2 separate regions of the Homo sapiens genome follow, and region 1 is linked to region 2. Evidence: chromatin loops called from intact Hi-C (ENCODE). Cell type or tissue: endothelial cell of umbilical vein. All regions are shown on one strand.

Region 1 (8,000 bases), 54 kb after region 2:
GGGAGGCGGAGGTTGCAGTGAGTCGACGTCATGCCTTAATCGTACAATTAAGTATGTTCAAACTTTTTGAATGTTTATACATGTATAATCTTATAAAGGCATACAAATTAAATTGCATGTAGTTATACATCAAAATTTTTATTGATGAGAGTAACTATATGAAATCAAGATCATCCTACAAAATTCTGAGCCTATAGTTGCCATACTTATAGGTGTCTACTTTAAAATAAAAGCAAACTTGTCCTTTCCCACCAGCAGCCCAAAACCTGAGCAAGTACTGCATTTTTACCTCCTGGGTTACTTTTACATATTCACATAATACTTAGTTACTTTTTTATATTAATAGGACCAACAAATTATTTCCAGTATTCATTTTCTTATGCCTGAAATTGCCCCTTTGGTGAAGACTTTGACATCTGTGAACAAAACTCCTCTCTGAGCTGCTAACTGCTCAAAGCTGTGTAATTACCCTTCTCCGCTTTCTCTGGGTCTCACAGCACAAGGGCACTCCTGCATAATTCAGTTACCCATGTATCCCCTAAAGCCTTTCCTATGGTTGCAGTTGGCCACTCTATGTGGTGTCTGTGAGGCTGGCCCGGACTGTAAGTTTGAAGGGAGCTCACCCAGCTTGTATCACTATGCAGGAGTCTAACAGCAACCAAGCATTTTCCACGTGTCATAGCCTTTGAAATAATCACATATGGCATCAAGGCACAAAAGGACAAGTGAAACTGACAACCCCCGGGACATAAGAAGAGTTTAAGAGTATTTTCTATTTTCATTTTATGTCTGATTATCCAGAAAAGCCCCAAATATCCTACCAAGGGACTAGTATTAATGATAACATAGTTTAACATTTTGTTGTCTTGGCATTATTGAATCTTCAGAAAATAAACAGAAAATTTTGGAATCATTATTTGTTGAGCTTGAACAGTTGAGGTAATTATTTATAAATTCAAGGGTTGGCACACTTTTTTCTATAGAGTTTTCAGATTCAGCACATAAAAATCCAGGAGATCCAGTTAAATTCGAATGTCAAGTAAGCAACAAATAATTATTAGTATAAATATGTCCCATGCAATATTTGGACCACATGTACACTAAAAATTTTTCATTGTTTCTCTGCTTTCCAATTTATCTGAGCATTCTGTATTTTATCTGGCCGCCTATCTACAAAGGGTCAAATAGTAAGTTAGGCATTGTGGCCACATGGTTTCTGTCATGATTATTCAACTCTCATTGTAGCATGAAAGCGGCCATGGACAATACATAAATAAATGAGCATAGTTATTTACAAAAACAAGCAACAGGCCAAATATGGCCCGTGGGACATAGCCAATCCCTGCCTTCGTTCATTCATTCTACAAATATTTATGTGTTTTCCGTGTGTCAAGCACTGGACTAGGCCCTAGGAGTATAGAGGAGAATAAAAAAAGACACTGTTTTGTCCTCATGGACTTGTAATCTAGTAGGGGGAAATAGACGAGAAACAATTAATGAAAAAACAACCAATTACAACTTTTAATAGTGTTATCGAAGAAATGGAAAAGAATAGTGTGCAGCCATGGACCATAATTAAGGGGGAGAAAGTGAGACTTTCCTTGGATAGAATTTTCATGGAAGGTGCCTTTCCAGAAGTGATAATGAGGAAGCGAGCTGAAGGCTGAGGAGTTTTCAAGAGGCAAAGGCGTGTGCAAAGGCCCTGAGGCAGCAAAGGACTCAGTTCCCAGTGTGCTTGAGAAAAGGAAAAAAGGCCAGTTGGCCTGGAGTGAGTAGGGGTAGAAGGAGATGGAGCGGGAGAGGTAGGCAGAAACCAGACCCTTCAATCTTGAAGGCAGTGGGAAGTAAGCAGGGTGCTATTCTATGGGTAGCAGGCATCCAAAAATACTTTTGTTGCTGGGTATAGATGTCACAGGTATATGACAGGCTGAAAACCCTGGATAAACTGTGGGTATATAGATTTAAAAACCTAATGCCTTTATTTTCCAAATCACTACAAGCCCTCTGATAGACTGTTCTACACCAGCAGTTCTCAAACTTAGGTGCTCATTAGAATCAGGTAGGGAGCTTTACTAACAAACCCAATGTGTAGGCTACACCCTGATCCAATTGAGTTAGTATCTCTGGGGCTGAGACCCAGACACCAGTGGTTTTTTTCTTTTTATTTTCTTTTTTAACTGGTGTATCCAATCAACCTGGGGGACAGGGACCTCTTAAAATGCAGACTGTCATTCAAGAGGTCTGGGCTGGGGCCTGAGAGTCTGCATTTCTTTTTTTTTTTTTTTGAGATGGAGTCTCACTCTATTGCCCAGGCTGGAGTGTAGTGGTGCGATCTCAGCTCACTGCAATCTCTGCCTCCTGGCTTCAAGCGAGTCTCCTGCCTCAGCCTCCTGAGTAGTGGGGACTACAGGCGCACACCACCACACCCAGTTAATTTTTGTATTTTTATTAGAGACGGGGTTTCACCATATTGGCCAGGATGGCCTCGATCTCCTGACTTCATGATCCACCCCCCTCAGCCTCCCAAAGTGCTGGGATTACAGGCATGAGCCACCGTGCCCAGCCAAGAATCTGCATTTCTAACAAGTTTCCAGATGATGTTGCTGCTGTCAGTCCACAAATCACACTTCGAATATCAAGAGCTGAAGCCTCTTTTGCAGTCCTTGCACATACACCTACTTGCTATTTTCTCGTCCCCTTCATTTTCTTCCTACTAGTCATCCTTCAAAGTTTTATTACCTGCCGTTTGGCCTGCAAAGCACATAGGCTGCTACTGAACCCCACATCACTTCCTATTTTAAAAGAGCTTTCTAAAGCTTTGGGACTTGAATTAGTCAGCAAAGGTCTGCAATTCCTCTCCAAAGGCAAGGTAATCTTATTAAGAGAAGATCTGAAGTATCCTTAGGAACAAAATACTCAATGTAGCCTCTTTGTTCTCTAAGTCTCCATTCTCCAGTGCCTCTCTGTGCATTTGTTTGTCTCAGAACAGTCATGCACGGTGGATCCATTTGTCTTCCCTTATCACTCTGTTACTGCTGCCGAGCACTCGCTCAGCTGTGTGCTCCAGCTTCTTGGCTGACAAGATAATTACATTCTGGGCAGACTGGGAGAAAGACAGGTAGTGCTCAAAAGTTCCGATGCCGACAACCTAGTCATTGCTGGGGCAGACTTCAAGATCAAGCACCTGATCTAATTAGCACACTCCCATCACTACCTGCCTGCCTATGGAATGCTGACAATCGAAAGCCTGAAGGCAAAGCAGATATCATGCAACCCAGAGACAGACATTCATGCTACCCTTGTGCCAGGAACAATTACATGTTCTTTTTGGAATCTTGGGTGTCCTAGTAACACAGTTGAGCCTGGGGGTAAACTTTTGCATAATACTGGAAGCCCTGCATTTACTGATAATGAACGTGAGAACCAGCAGAATAAAACCCCACAAGAATGAAAGACCTCACGGGAAGAAAGCCTTCTGAAGAAGGACTCATTTCAGCAAACCCAGTCCGCCCCTAGCTCTGGAAGAAGCACATGGCTCCATAAAAGCGAGGTTTTGCCAGCAAAGAGCTGTTTTTCTTTGACCAGATAAATAGCACAATACATTCCCCTAGGATTTTTTTTTTTTTTTTTTTTTTGCCTCTGTGCTTTTGCTACTTCCTACATTTCTTTCAAAATGTAGCCTTTGACTTTGAAAGTCATTACAGCCACAACGCTTTTTCTCCTTTTCTTTTTGCTCTGGGTAGAAAAGTGCTCTATAATCTCTAAATCCTTATAATAAGTGTTCTATAATCTGTAAGTTCATATATAGACATAGGCATGTGTATATATACAGCATTATTATCTTAAATTTCTAATAAGATTCCCACCCTCACTTGCTGCTGGCATTTGCACTAGTTTCTCTGGCAGAGGCCTGGTGGAGAAGAGTGAACCGTGGCTATACAGTCAACACCTATTTCTACCATGTATTACATCTGTGACTGGGCAAGGTACTTACCTGTCCAGTTAAAACTAAGGCTTTAGGTTAAAGAAATCAAAAGAACCCTAGTGCAGTGTTATGGTTTGAATCATGTCCCCCTCTTCCTTTAAAAAATATGTTAAAGATCTAATGCCCAGTACCACAGAATGTGACCTTATTTGGAAACAGGGTCATTGTGGAAATAATAAGTTAACCTAATAGGAGGTCATACTGGAGTAGGACAGACCCTTAATTGAATACCACTGGTGTCCTTATATGAAGAGACACAGAGACACCGCCACTTGAGGGAGAACATCATGTGACAATGGACGCAGAGACTGGAGAGCTGCATCTACAAGCCAAGGAGCTCCAAGGATTGCTGCCAGAAGCTATAAAGAGGTGGGCATGGAGCTCAGACTTCCAGCCTCCAGAACAGAACAATTTCTGTTGTTGCAAGCCACCCAGTTTGTGGGACTTCGGCAACCCAAGGAAATGAACATACCCAGTCAGGCTTACTCATTAACCTCCCTTGGAGGTCAAGAATGACATCACAAGTCGAAGATAGCCATTGCCAGGCACCTAACAGAAGTGATGTGGTTAAGAAATCTGGCTCTAGAAAGAGAATATAAGGAAAGAGGATATGAGTGTATGGGTTCAGCCCTACTACTTCCTGGCTGGATGACATCAGGAAAGTTAACTACACTTTCTGAGCCTCAGGATCATGGCCATAAAACAGGAATAATGATGGTACCTAAATAATAGAACTTCTGTGAACAATGAAAGGGAACAACTGTGAGGTCTAACGGTTAGCTCTAGCTATTCTTTTCCTGGTGGTGGTAGGAGGCAGGTTTTGGGTACCTTTAGCTTTGTCTGAACTGAGGGTTCCCTGAGCCCACTAACCCTGAGTAGATAAAAAGCAATGTGGTCCACTCCCCCATGCATTCCTGCCACTATCCCGAGGCTATAACAAGGTCTCTTCGAGAGCCTTGGGTTTCAGAGGATGCAGGAGGTGCTTGGGGATGTCAAGAGGCTTGTGAGGACCTCTCAATCCTGTTGTAAGGCCCCTGAGTTGGCAACTGCAGCTCCTGAGGAAGGGGAGAGGCATAGAAAGAGGCAGATGAGATTCCTGTGAGAGCCAAGGAGTCTGCTGGGTCTACACCTCCCTTGGCTTTGTCCTCGGGTAGAGGAATCCATGAGGAGCTGATGACTCCTTGTGGTCAAATACCCAACAGAACTGAGCCCCTTTCAGAATTACCTGCACTTTCTGCAATTTAAGTGGCATCTTGATTACCCGGAAGCATCCCCTTGATGACAACAATGATGAATCCTTCTCTATGCATTTGTCTTGGAATAGTCATACATTCTGTTGGCCCATTTCTATAGGAGTAGAATTGCTAGATCACAGAGTGTGCTTATGTTCAGCTTTAGTAGATACTGCTAACTAGTTTTCCAAAATAGTTGTACCAATTTACACTTCTACTACAAGTGTATGAGAGCATTGTCAGTTTTGTAATTTTAGCCATTCTAGTGAAGTGAGTGCACAGTGGCATCTCATTGTGGTTTTAATGTATATTTCTCTAGAGATTCCTGATGTTGAACACTTCACATACTTATTTGCCACTTGCATATCCATTTTGATTAAGATGTCTTCTTCTTGTTGATATGTAGAATCGTTTAGATATTCTGGCACCATGTCCTTGGTTACATGCTTGTACTACAGATATTTTCCTCCCACTGAGTGCCTCCTTCTCATACTCTTAAAGGCATCTTTTGAGAATAAAATTCTTAATTTTTAAAAACAAATTTTTCAAGCAGTTTTAGGTTCACAGCAAATTGAGTAGAGGGTATAGAGAGATTTCCCATATACCTACTCTCTCCATAAATGTATAGCCTTCCCCATTATCATCATCTCCCACCACGGTAGTACATGTGTCATAAATGATGAACCTACATTGATACATCATTATCACCCAAAGTCCAGAGTTTACATTAGGGTTCACTCTTGGTGTTGTACACTTTATGAGTTATGTACAATTATTATGTATCCACCTTTGTAGTATCGTACAGAGTAGTTTCACTGCTTTAAAACTTCTCTGTGTTCTGCCTATTCCTCCCTCTCTTACTGGCCCCCAACCTCTGGCAACCACTCATCTTTTTACTGGCTCCACAGTTTTGCCTTTTCCAGAATGCCACATGGTCAAAATACTACTGTATTAGTCTGTTCTCACATTGCTATAGAGAACTACCTGGGACTGGGTAATTTATAAAGAAAAGAGGTTTAATTGACTCAGAGTTCTGCAGGCTGTACAGGAAGCATGGCTGTGGAGGCCTTGAGAAACTTACAGTCATGGAAGAACATGAAGGAAAAGCAGGCGCGGAGAAGGAGGAAGAGAGAAGGGGTTTGTGCTACATGCTTTTAAACAACCAGATCTCATGAGACCTCACTCACTATCACGAAAACAGCAAGGGGAAACTTCACCCCATGATCCATTCACCTCCAACCAGGCCCCTTCTCCAACATTGGGGATTACAATTCAACATGAGATTTGGGCGGAGACCCAAATCCAAACCATACCAACTGCCATATGTAGCCTTTTCAGATTGGCTTCTTTCACTTAATAATATGCATTTAAACTTTCTCCGTCTTCTCATAGCTTGATAACTCATTTCTTTCTAGCTCTGAATCATGTTTCATTTGATGAATGTACCACAGCCTTTTTTTTTTTAAACTATTCACCTACTAAAGGACATCTTGGTTGCTTCTGGCTTTTGCCAATTATGAATAAAGCAGGTATAAACATCTATGTACACGTTTTTGTGTGGACATAAGTGTTCAACTCTTTCTTTTTATACTTTAAGTTCTAGGGTACATAAGCACAAAGTGCAGGTTTGATACATAGGTATACATGTGCCATGTTGGTGTGCTGCACCCATCAACTCATCATTTACATTAGGTATTTCTCCTAATGCTATCCCTCCCCCAGCCCCCCACCCCATAACAGGCCCTGCTGTGTGATGTTCCCCTTCCTGGGTCCAAGAGTTCTCATTGTTCAATTCCCACCTATGAGTGATAACATTCAGTGTTTGGTTTTCTGTCCTTGTGATAGTTTGCTGAGAATGATGGGTTCCAGCTTCATCCATGTCCCTAAAAAGGACATGAACTCATCCTTTTTTATGGCTGCATAGTATTCCATGGTGTATATGTGCCACATTTTCTTAATCCAGTCTATCATTGATGGACATTTGGCTTGGGTCCAAGTCTTTGCTATTGTGAATAGTGCCACAATAAACATACATGTGCATGTGTCTTTATAGCAGCATGATTTCTAATCCTTTGGGTATATACCCAGTAATGGGATTGCTAGGTCAAATGGCACTTCTAGTTCTAGATCCTTGGGGAATCACCACACTGTCTTCCACAATGGTTTAACTAATTTACACTCCCACCAACGGTGTAAAAGTGTTCATATTTCTCCACATCCTCTCCAGCATCTGTTGTTTCCTGATTTTTTAATGATCACCATTCTAATTAGTGTGAGATGGTATCTCATTGTGGTTTTGATTTGCATTTCTCTGATGGCCAGTGATGACGAGCGATTTTTCATGTGTCTGTTGGCTGCATAAATGTCTTCTTTTGAGAAGTGTCTGTTCATATCCTTTGTCCACTTGTTGATGGGTTTTTTTTTCTTGTAAATTTGTTTGAGTTCTTTGTAGATTCTGGATATTAGCCCTTTGTCAGATGAGTAGGTTGCAAAAATTTTCTCCCATTCTGTAGGTTGCCTGTTCACTCTGATGGTAGTTTCTTTTACTGTGCAGAAGCTCTTTAGTTTAATTAGATCCCATTTGTCAGTTTTGGCTTTTGTTGCCATTGCTTTTGGTGTTTTAGTCATGAAGTCCTTGCCCATGCCTATGTCCTGAATGGTATTGCCTAGGTTTTCTTCTAGGGTTTTTATGGTTTTAGGTTTAATATTTAAGTCTTTAATCTATCTTGAATTAATTTTTGTATAAGGTGTAAGGAAGGGATCCAATTTCAGCTTTCTACATA
Region 2 (8,000 bases):
TTTTCTGGCAGTCTAATGCAGGCTATGAATCCCTTTTCAGAAAAAAATAATGTTTTAAAATTCCTAAAATAAACTACATACAATTAGAAAGAAAGCCAATTAGACTGAAACATGGTTATCAAATTATTGAAAAACAAATTTACATTATAGTAACACATGTACCTCTTTATTAACACTTTAAATAAAAAGGTCACTGGCAGAGCTAATGAACACTGTGATTTTGACACAGTGCTAAGCGTTGACAACATTTTGAGATATCTGCAACAACTGTAAAGTGATGTGAAAAATATGTGTAATTCCTGTTGGTGAGAGTTCCAAGTACTGCTAATATTACAGTGGTTTGTTGTCTACATTTGTAACGGAAGAAAATGTTTAATTTCACTCTGGGCTTACTGCAAATGAAGATGCAATTTTTTCCCCCTTCCAAAATCAAAGACTCCTCAAGTTCTATCAGCAGATAAACCCAGGTCTTTAAAATGGGTGTATTAAAGGTTTTTTTCTAGGTAACACATAAACCATCAACACTCACTGGAAACCACACGGACAGCTCCTCAGGAGGTGTGGGGTGCCCCACTGCTTGCCCATGGTGCTTGCTGGCCACCATAAGTGGCTCCTGGCATCATGCCTTACTAAAGTGGATGCTCAGTGCATCTACTCAACAACGGTGTGAAGAAGGGAATGGAGAGACAATGAGTGGGTTGGACTTGGCTCACCCTTCCTGCTCTAACATTTGGACACTCTGTGACAAATGCAGAAGGAATTCACTGAAGCCAGCTCAGAGTCCTGTACTGCCAGGCGTGACTGCAGAACACAGCCCAGGCAAGGGATGGAGCAGTAATGCACCGTGGGGTGGGTGGGGGTCCATGCTCAGCCCCAAGATGGAATTCTGTCCCTTCAATAAAGATCTGGAGCAGAAAAGGAGCATGCAGCACCCAGCAACCACAGAGGGTGACCACAGAGCTGAGCAACAGCTGAAGCTGTCCAGCTGCTTTTCTGTGGCAAGTCTACCCACATCCGCAACAGACAAGGGATTCATTCATCAAGACCCTGGCTTCATGAGAAGATCATATGTCAGTGTGTGTTTCTGACAAGTGTTGTTAGCTGAAAGTGTGGACCGAAGGTGCCCCCCAGCTCACCACTACCTAGGCCACCAAGAAAAGGGAAAAAAGAGGCTGAATTCACACAGCCTTGTGAAGTTCCTGGCAGGACCAAGTGTTAGAAACTTAGAAACTACAAACTGTAATATAAAGCAATTATTAAAATGAATAATAGTCGTATAAACTGGGCATGGATGAACGAATTTATTGCATTTTGGAAACTTTTGCATCAGGAGGACTCATATTGTAGAAAAGAGTAATCATAAAAATGGCTGTCATTTTAAAAAACATGCCTACTGTTGCAAGTACCACATGTAATTCTATTTAATTTTATCCTCACAACAACCCTTTGAGCACTTCTAGCCCCTGTAGTGGATTGAATGACGACTGCATCCAAAATATAGGTTCACCTTCCCAGAACCTGTGGATGGAATCTTATTTGAAGAAGCGTCTTTGTAGATGTAATTAAGTAAAGGATCTTGAGATGAGATAATCCCAGATTTTTTGGGTAGGTCCTAAATCCGAAGACAAGTGTCCTTATAAGAAGAGGAAAAGACACAGAGAAGGAGAACGCCAGAGGAGAAGATGTGAAGACGAGGCATCGAAATGATGCATCTACGAGTCTAGGGATGCCAATAAGTGCCGGCAGCCCCCGGAAGCTAGGGAGGGGGAGGGAACCCCTTCTCCCTCAGAGCCTCCAGACAGCTTGCTTTCAGGCTTCTGGTTCCCTGAACCGTGTGTCAGAAAATTGATTTATGTTGTTTTAGGCCACCCAACGCTCTGAGAATCGGAGCTGTTGTTCTAGTTCTAGTACTGAAAACTGCCCATGTGACTCTGGCCAGTCCCTGACTACCAGCGGAGCCCCCTGGGTAAGGTGTGCACACTACCCTGCTGCTCTGCTGCCTGGACAAATCAGTCATTCAAGTTGAATAACACTATTAAGGTAACGATAGTTTAGTATTAAGGTTAACCACCTGCCTACCATCAGACTGCCTGGATTTGAGGCCAACTTTTCCGCTTAGTGCCTATGAGACTGCGACCAAGTTATTTAACCTGAGTCATTTTCTTTTTCTTCTGTAAAATGGGGAGAATTCAAGAGGAGCCTTGAGCAGAAAAAAAGACATTTGGTAAAAACTAAGGAAGTCTGAAAAAAAGTATGGACTTTAGATAATAATAATGTATTAATATTTGTTTATTAATTGTAACAAATGGGCTAGGTGCGGTGACTCTCACCTGTAATCCCAGCACTCTGGGAGGCCAAGGCAGGCAGATCACCTGAGGTCAGAAGTTCGAGACCAGCCTTGCCAATATGGTGAAACCCCGCCCCTACTAAAAATACAAAAATTAGCCAGGTGTGGTGGCACATGCCTGTAATCCCAGCTACTCGGGAGGCTGAGGCAGGAGAATCACTTGAATCCAGGAGGCAGAGGTTGCAGTGAGCCAAGACGGCACTCCAGCCTGGGCGACAGAGTGAGACTCTGTCTCAAAAAAAAATTGTAACAAATGTACCATACTCACATAAGATATTAATAATAGGGACGGCTGGCTATGGGATATATAGAAATTGTACTAATCTAAAACTCTTCTAAAATATTAAATTACATATTATTATTTAAATGGGGAAAATATCAGTACCTCACCTCACATTGTGATAAAGATTTATAACAGTGTTTGGCATATTATAAGAGACATTGTTCGCTATTATTGTTTTAGGGCTGTTATCAGGAACAAGGAATTCGTACTTGCAATGTTCCATGAAACAGGCTAAATCATTTTTTTAAGTGAGATGATGTGACATATTTAGAGTAAGGTTGTCTGAAAATGTTATTATAACTGTAATTTTGACTCATTCCAAAGCTAAGTAAAGCCAATGTAGTAACTAAACTTTGTTTCATGCCTCAGTGTTTCTTGGTTTTTAGATCTTTTCAAACTGTGACTCTGACTACTACTGTAATTGCATGTAGCTCATGCAAACAAGATCTACCTTGTTTATCTGAGAAAAATGGAAAAAAAGAGAAAGACTCACAAATTGCAAATATATCTCCTTTTTGTTTCCTATCTGCTACTGGATTCCATTTTTAAAACACCTACATCATATTTTACTTTTTCCTTAGAAAACCAAGCAGAATGAATTGCAGTGACTCTTATATACTATTTTGACCCCAGGAGGTGGACAAATGACCATATATATACATATACATTCATTCAGATTACTGCAACAATGAAAGAAGCACACTCTTGATAAAACTGGTCATTTTAAGAATGACGGTGTCAACAGAAGAGAGCCAAACTCATTCAGATTGCTCCCACCTTGCCTGATGCCTGCATCATAAGAAAGCAGCAGAAAATCCAAGTTTGGAAAAAATGCTGCACACTTTCTCACCTGAAGAGATGCTTCCTACCTTAGGAAGAGAATGCTGTTTCCTTAACGGAGCTACTCTTCTGGACCTTCTGCAAGTAAGATGGGTAGATGGACAGACAGGCAGATGACAGCTTGAGGACAGGCTATTGTACCAAAAAGAAAGAGACCAAGGGCAGATGCAAGCAGCAACTGGGATCCTCTGCCCAGAAGATACAGGAAAACAATAGATAGCCGTATTCGAAATTCATTTCGCAAAGAAAACCAGTCTACGTCATTCAGTAATAAAACTGTAGTATCTGGGCTATAGTCACTAGGTTAACTATACTAGGTTATAAGGCTGGGTCTGAGTCCAGAAATTTATAATGAGCCATCACTATTGCAAGTGTTTTATCTGAACTATTATCAAAATGGACCTCCTCTCTGGGCTTTCCTGGGAAAATGAATCGTCTCCTGGAAAACCCATCTTGAAAGATCTTTGAATTGCAGAATGCACAAAAAAGGCAGCAGTAAACACATGAATTCACACCCGCCTTTTCCTAAGAAATCTGACTACAATATTATCATAGGATAATGAAAATAGTTTTTTGTTTAATTGTTAAACAAAAGTAAACAATTTTCTTCCCTGTGGGGCTTCTTGAAGTGTTTAATAGGTTATAATGCACATTGTGAGTTTCTGATGGAAGATTTAATAGTCTATATTAAATAAACTGCAGGAGCATTTCATTATCAGGGCAAGGATTAACAGCTCACTTCAGATCACATTTTAGGAAGCTGTGCTCCTCCTCCAGCAACATTCATAAAAATAAATCCTTCTGTTGGTTAACGTTTAAATCCTGTCTTCCTAATCTTTGGTTGCCTAATAGGGCCTAAACAATTTCAAGACCAATCTATACCATGCCACAAATGTCCAATAATCAATCCACCAAGGTCTGGACTGAGACCAGGGCTGACAACTGCCTTTTCCATGCTGCTGAGCCTTACTCTATTGGTGTCCAAGATAACTTAATTTCATCAACGCATAGGGAATGTTTGCCCCTCCCCCAATATTTGCAACTAACAGCAATTGTCTTTTATCAAAAAACTTTCCTATTTGTGTTTTGATTGAAACTTTAAAACATCGAACTCCTTGATATAAAGAAAATGATTCATTTCCTTCCTTTAATAAATGTTGAAACTACTGTGAGCCTCTCGCTTCATCATGCCTCGGTTGTTACACCCTCAACCGCTAGGGGGTGCCAGGAAAGGGCCCTGGGCTCAGGAGCAGCAAAGTTCCAGCCAGAGTAGTCAGGACGCAACAGAGATTGCAGCCCAGGCAGGTGGTTTTCATACTTCCCCAAACAAGCCTCACACCTGACTGCTCACCGGAGCCGCTTTTTGTCTGGAAGTAATTATGCCCAACAATATATAGATTCGTTACGTCTGTTGTGGTGTAAAAATCTGACACACCGTCTTTAATTAGAGGCCAGCTGAATTTGCTTTAAAGGCTTTTCTTCTTTCTCCACTTCCAAGTCTTGAGACATCACCAGGTTAATGCCATTTTGATTAGCTTGTTAGAATAATTTATTGTTTAGCCTTTTTAACGATTAGGGTGTTCACCTCATACCCAATCCTTTACTCTATTTGATTCCCTGAAAACTTACTGACAGGATTCACTGAGTATGCATCTGAAACAATCAGAAAATTCCATAAAATGGCAGTTAAAAGTAATAAATCCTCCACGGACCCACCCAAGGATGTGCCTCAAACATGATCACTGGCTGAGGCAAGAGGATCACTTGAGATCTAGAGTTTTAGGCCAGCCTGGGCAACAAAGTAAGACCTCCATCTTTATAAAAAATTTTTTTAATTAGTTTGGCATGGTGGCATGTGCCCAGCTACTTAGGAGACTGAGGTGGGAGGATCGCTTGAGCCCCAAAGTTTAAGGCTGTAGTGAGGCTAGGATTATGCCACTGCACTCTAGCCCAGTGATAGAGTGAGGCCTTGTCTAAAAAAACAACAATAAAAAGATAATAATTACTGGCCACCATTTCTCCCAGCTTTTTAAAGGATTAGAACTTTCCCTATTGTTGCAGCTGAATAAATTGCATCTTTAAGGTCAAAAGAAGTTTGAAGTCCTTCCACTTTCCAAGGAGTTTTTAAAAGAAAATATACCCATCTCTTCTGCCTTCTTAAGAGGAGTATTTTTTTATTCTGTTAGGGGAGACTTTTGTTACTGAAACTAACCCCAATTAGTCTATCAGCACAGCTAGAGAGAACTAGAGGACCACAGGGATTTTCCAGGTTTTCTTTTGCAACCAAAAAGTCATGGGGAATTCCAGAACAGAAGATGCTGGCTAATCAGACCTCCACTGGACTGAAGGAATGTTAACACAGCATACAAACAGTCTCCATACAGCACTGGCCTGCATAGTTCAGACCTTTCTGGTTCTACCATGGAATGCTTTTTGCAGAGTTATGACTCCTCATGACCCTCCAAGTTGTTAGAGCAGATTAGAGCTCCCGATGACTCTGCTGATGAGCAGATGGTATTCTCTCTCTGAAACAGCTGGAGAACCCTGGTGGTGATGGTGGGGTTATTGATTCAGGGCCTCAATAACTGCTAGAGTCATCGTTGATCCCTTGATTTCTCTCCCTCCCTATGAGGAATCTGTTTGTAAATCATGTCTATCTTGGAAATATATCCAGAATCCAAACACTTCTCACTTCCTCCTTTACTCCCACCATAGACCAAGCTGTCATAATCTCTGCTGAAACAGCCTGCAATAAGGCCCCCCAGCTTCCATCCTTATCGTCTTATAGTCTGTGCATACTTGCCACCTTATAAGCTACATCATGTCCAACCAAAACTCCATAAAAGCTTCCCTTCTCACTCAGAATACAAATCTGGAGCCCTGACCATCGCCCCCCCGAACCCACCCCTCCTTCATGAGCTGCCCTCTTCCCTTTGCCTGTCTGGCTCATCTCCTCTGGACTCCTTGAGTTCACCTACTCACTCTGCTTCAGCCTCGCTCGCCACCTTGCTTGTCCACAAACCATCCCGTACCAGGACCTTGCACTTGCTCTTCCCACAGGCAGGACTGCTTGTCCTCCAGAGAGCCCTGCGATGCCCTCCCTCCTTTCCCCAAGGCTATGCCTAAACACCACCTGAGCAGAGAGGCTTTGCTGGCCACCCCACCTTGGCCACTCTCTGACCCCTTGCCATCCTTTATTTTTCTCAGCATTTGTTACCATCTGACATCTTTATTTGTTCGTGTGTTTCTTGTCTGTCTCTCCCACTGGAATGTAAGCTCCATGAGGCAGAGACCCTGTCGGTTTTAATCAACACTGTGCTCTCAGAACAGTGCCTGGTCCATTGTGGGGTCTCCACAGGCGGCTGCTGAAGCAATAAATGAGTAAATGAAAAAAGAAGGCTCAGCAGCTCTGCAAGCTGTGAATGAGTGAACCACTCGGCAATCAGTGTTTGTTCATGTGACGTCTTGCTATTTGTTTCACAGATAGGAAAAAGGGGCCTAACGAGTCTAGTTCTCAGAGTCAATTCAGAATAAATTCACATCCAATGGTATTTTTCTGGAAAATCTCGTCTTTGGATTTATTCCACAAACTAAAAGACAGAAAGAGTTCAATTCTTTTAGACTTCAATATAATTTCTGAACCCTGACTGCATGGGCCTCTGGAGCAGGCCTAACTCACAGGACAGGCTCCCTGTAGCTGGCAGTGTGACTGCCAGGCTCCAGAGTAGGGTGGGGTGTGGGTGGTAACTGTGAAGTGCCGGGGCTGCCTGTGGCTCAGAGGCCGGAGTTCATCCTGAGTCATCTCCCGACCACAGGAAATGCCCACAGTCGTGCTCTCCTGGACTCAATGCCAGGCCCTGGCTCCTGACCAGCAGGCTCAGCTTCCCCTGAAGGGCCAGGCAACATGTTTTGTTTCATTTTGTTTTTAAGTGATTTGTACTGACTTTAAAGCAGAGAAAGATGGTACAATCCAGGACCACATCTTTGTCTCATTTTTGGCAGCCAATGATCTACAGGATAAGCAACAAACAAACCCAAAAGGAAATCACTAGACACAGAGCTAGAGCTGGAACCAGAGCCCTGAGATAGACAGGCGAACATATTTTTCAAGTTCCTCGTGGAATTTCACTTCTTGTTGGCATCTTTTTGATGATTCTTTGTACATCTCTTATCTACCAGGAGGCGGTTTGCAGGGTGATTCTGAACTCAGGTGGGAGGGTAGCGATCTGTCTCCAGGGCCCTGTTTTCTGAGCAGTGAGGGAAAGTTGTGTAACTTTTCCATGCCTCAGTTTCCTTATCTGGTAAATGAAAATAGAATAGTCCCCATTTTATTGGGGCCTTGTGAGAACAAAATAGGGCTACCCTAATACAATATTGAATGATGCCGGGCACTTGGTAAGTTCTCACTAAAATGAGCAACAATAAACATGCATCCCAAGTGAAACCAAAGGAGGGTTTACAGGAAACTGAGAGAGCTTCAACCTAGGCTCCAGTGTGCACAGGTGCCTGGGAGTATCTGGGAGCTGCGGG

The links. A loop is a pair of places that touch in the nucleus more often than their neighbours do. Peaks named below come from ENCODE experiments on the same cell type or tissue, not always from the same donor. Only the 100,000 strongest peaks of a DNase experiment are listed, where the experiment ranks them.
Region 1: a loop joins it to region 2, with 10 times the contacts of the local background. A loop is called at or near these places in 8 of 110 quality-filtered maps.

Annotation. Positions count from the first base shown.
Region 1 is chr2:160,153,384-160,161,383 of GRCh38, reverse strand. The region is part of intron 7 of ITGB6 (integrin subunit beta 6); the gene reads left to right. Among named protein-coding and RNA genes, the nearest start is that of ITGB6, 43 kb to the left of the region's middle. In endothelial cell of umbilical vein, no CTCF peak of the experiment used is centred here; a DNase peak (open chromatin) is centred at 4,503; H3K27ac peaks cover 1,581 bases.
Region 2 is chr2:160,207,536-160,215,535 of GRCh38, reverse strand. No RefSeq gene overlaps it. Among named protein-coding and RNA genes, the nearest start is that of ITGB6, 11 kb to the right of the region's middle. RefSeq lists enhancers at 4,968-5,017, 5,668-5,737, 5,878-5,967. In endothelial cell of umbilical vein, a CTCF peak has its summit at 4,679 (motif pointing right); DNase peaks (open chromatin) are centred at 4,675, 5,845 and 7,295; H3K27ac peaks cover 4,062 bases.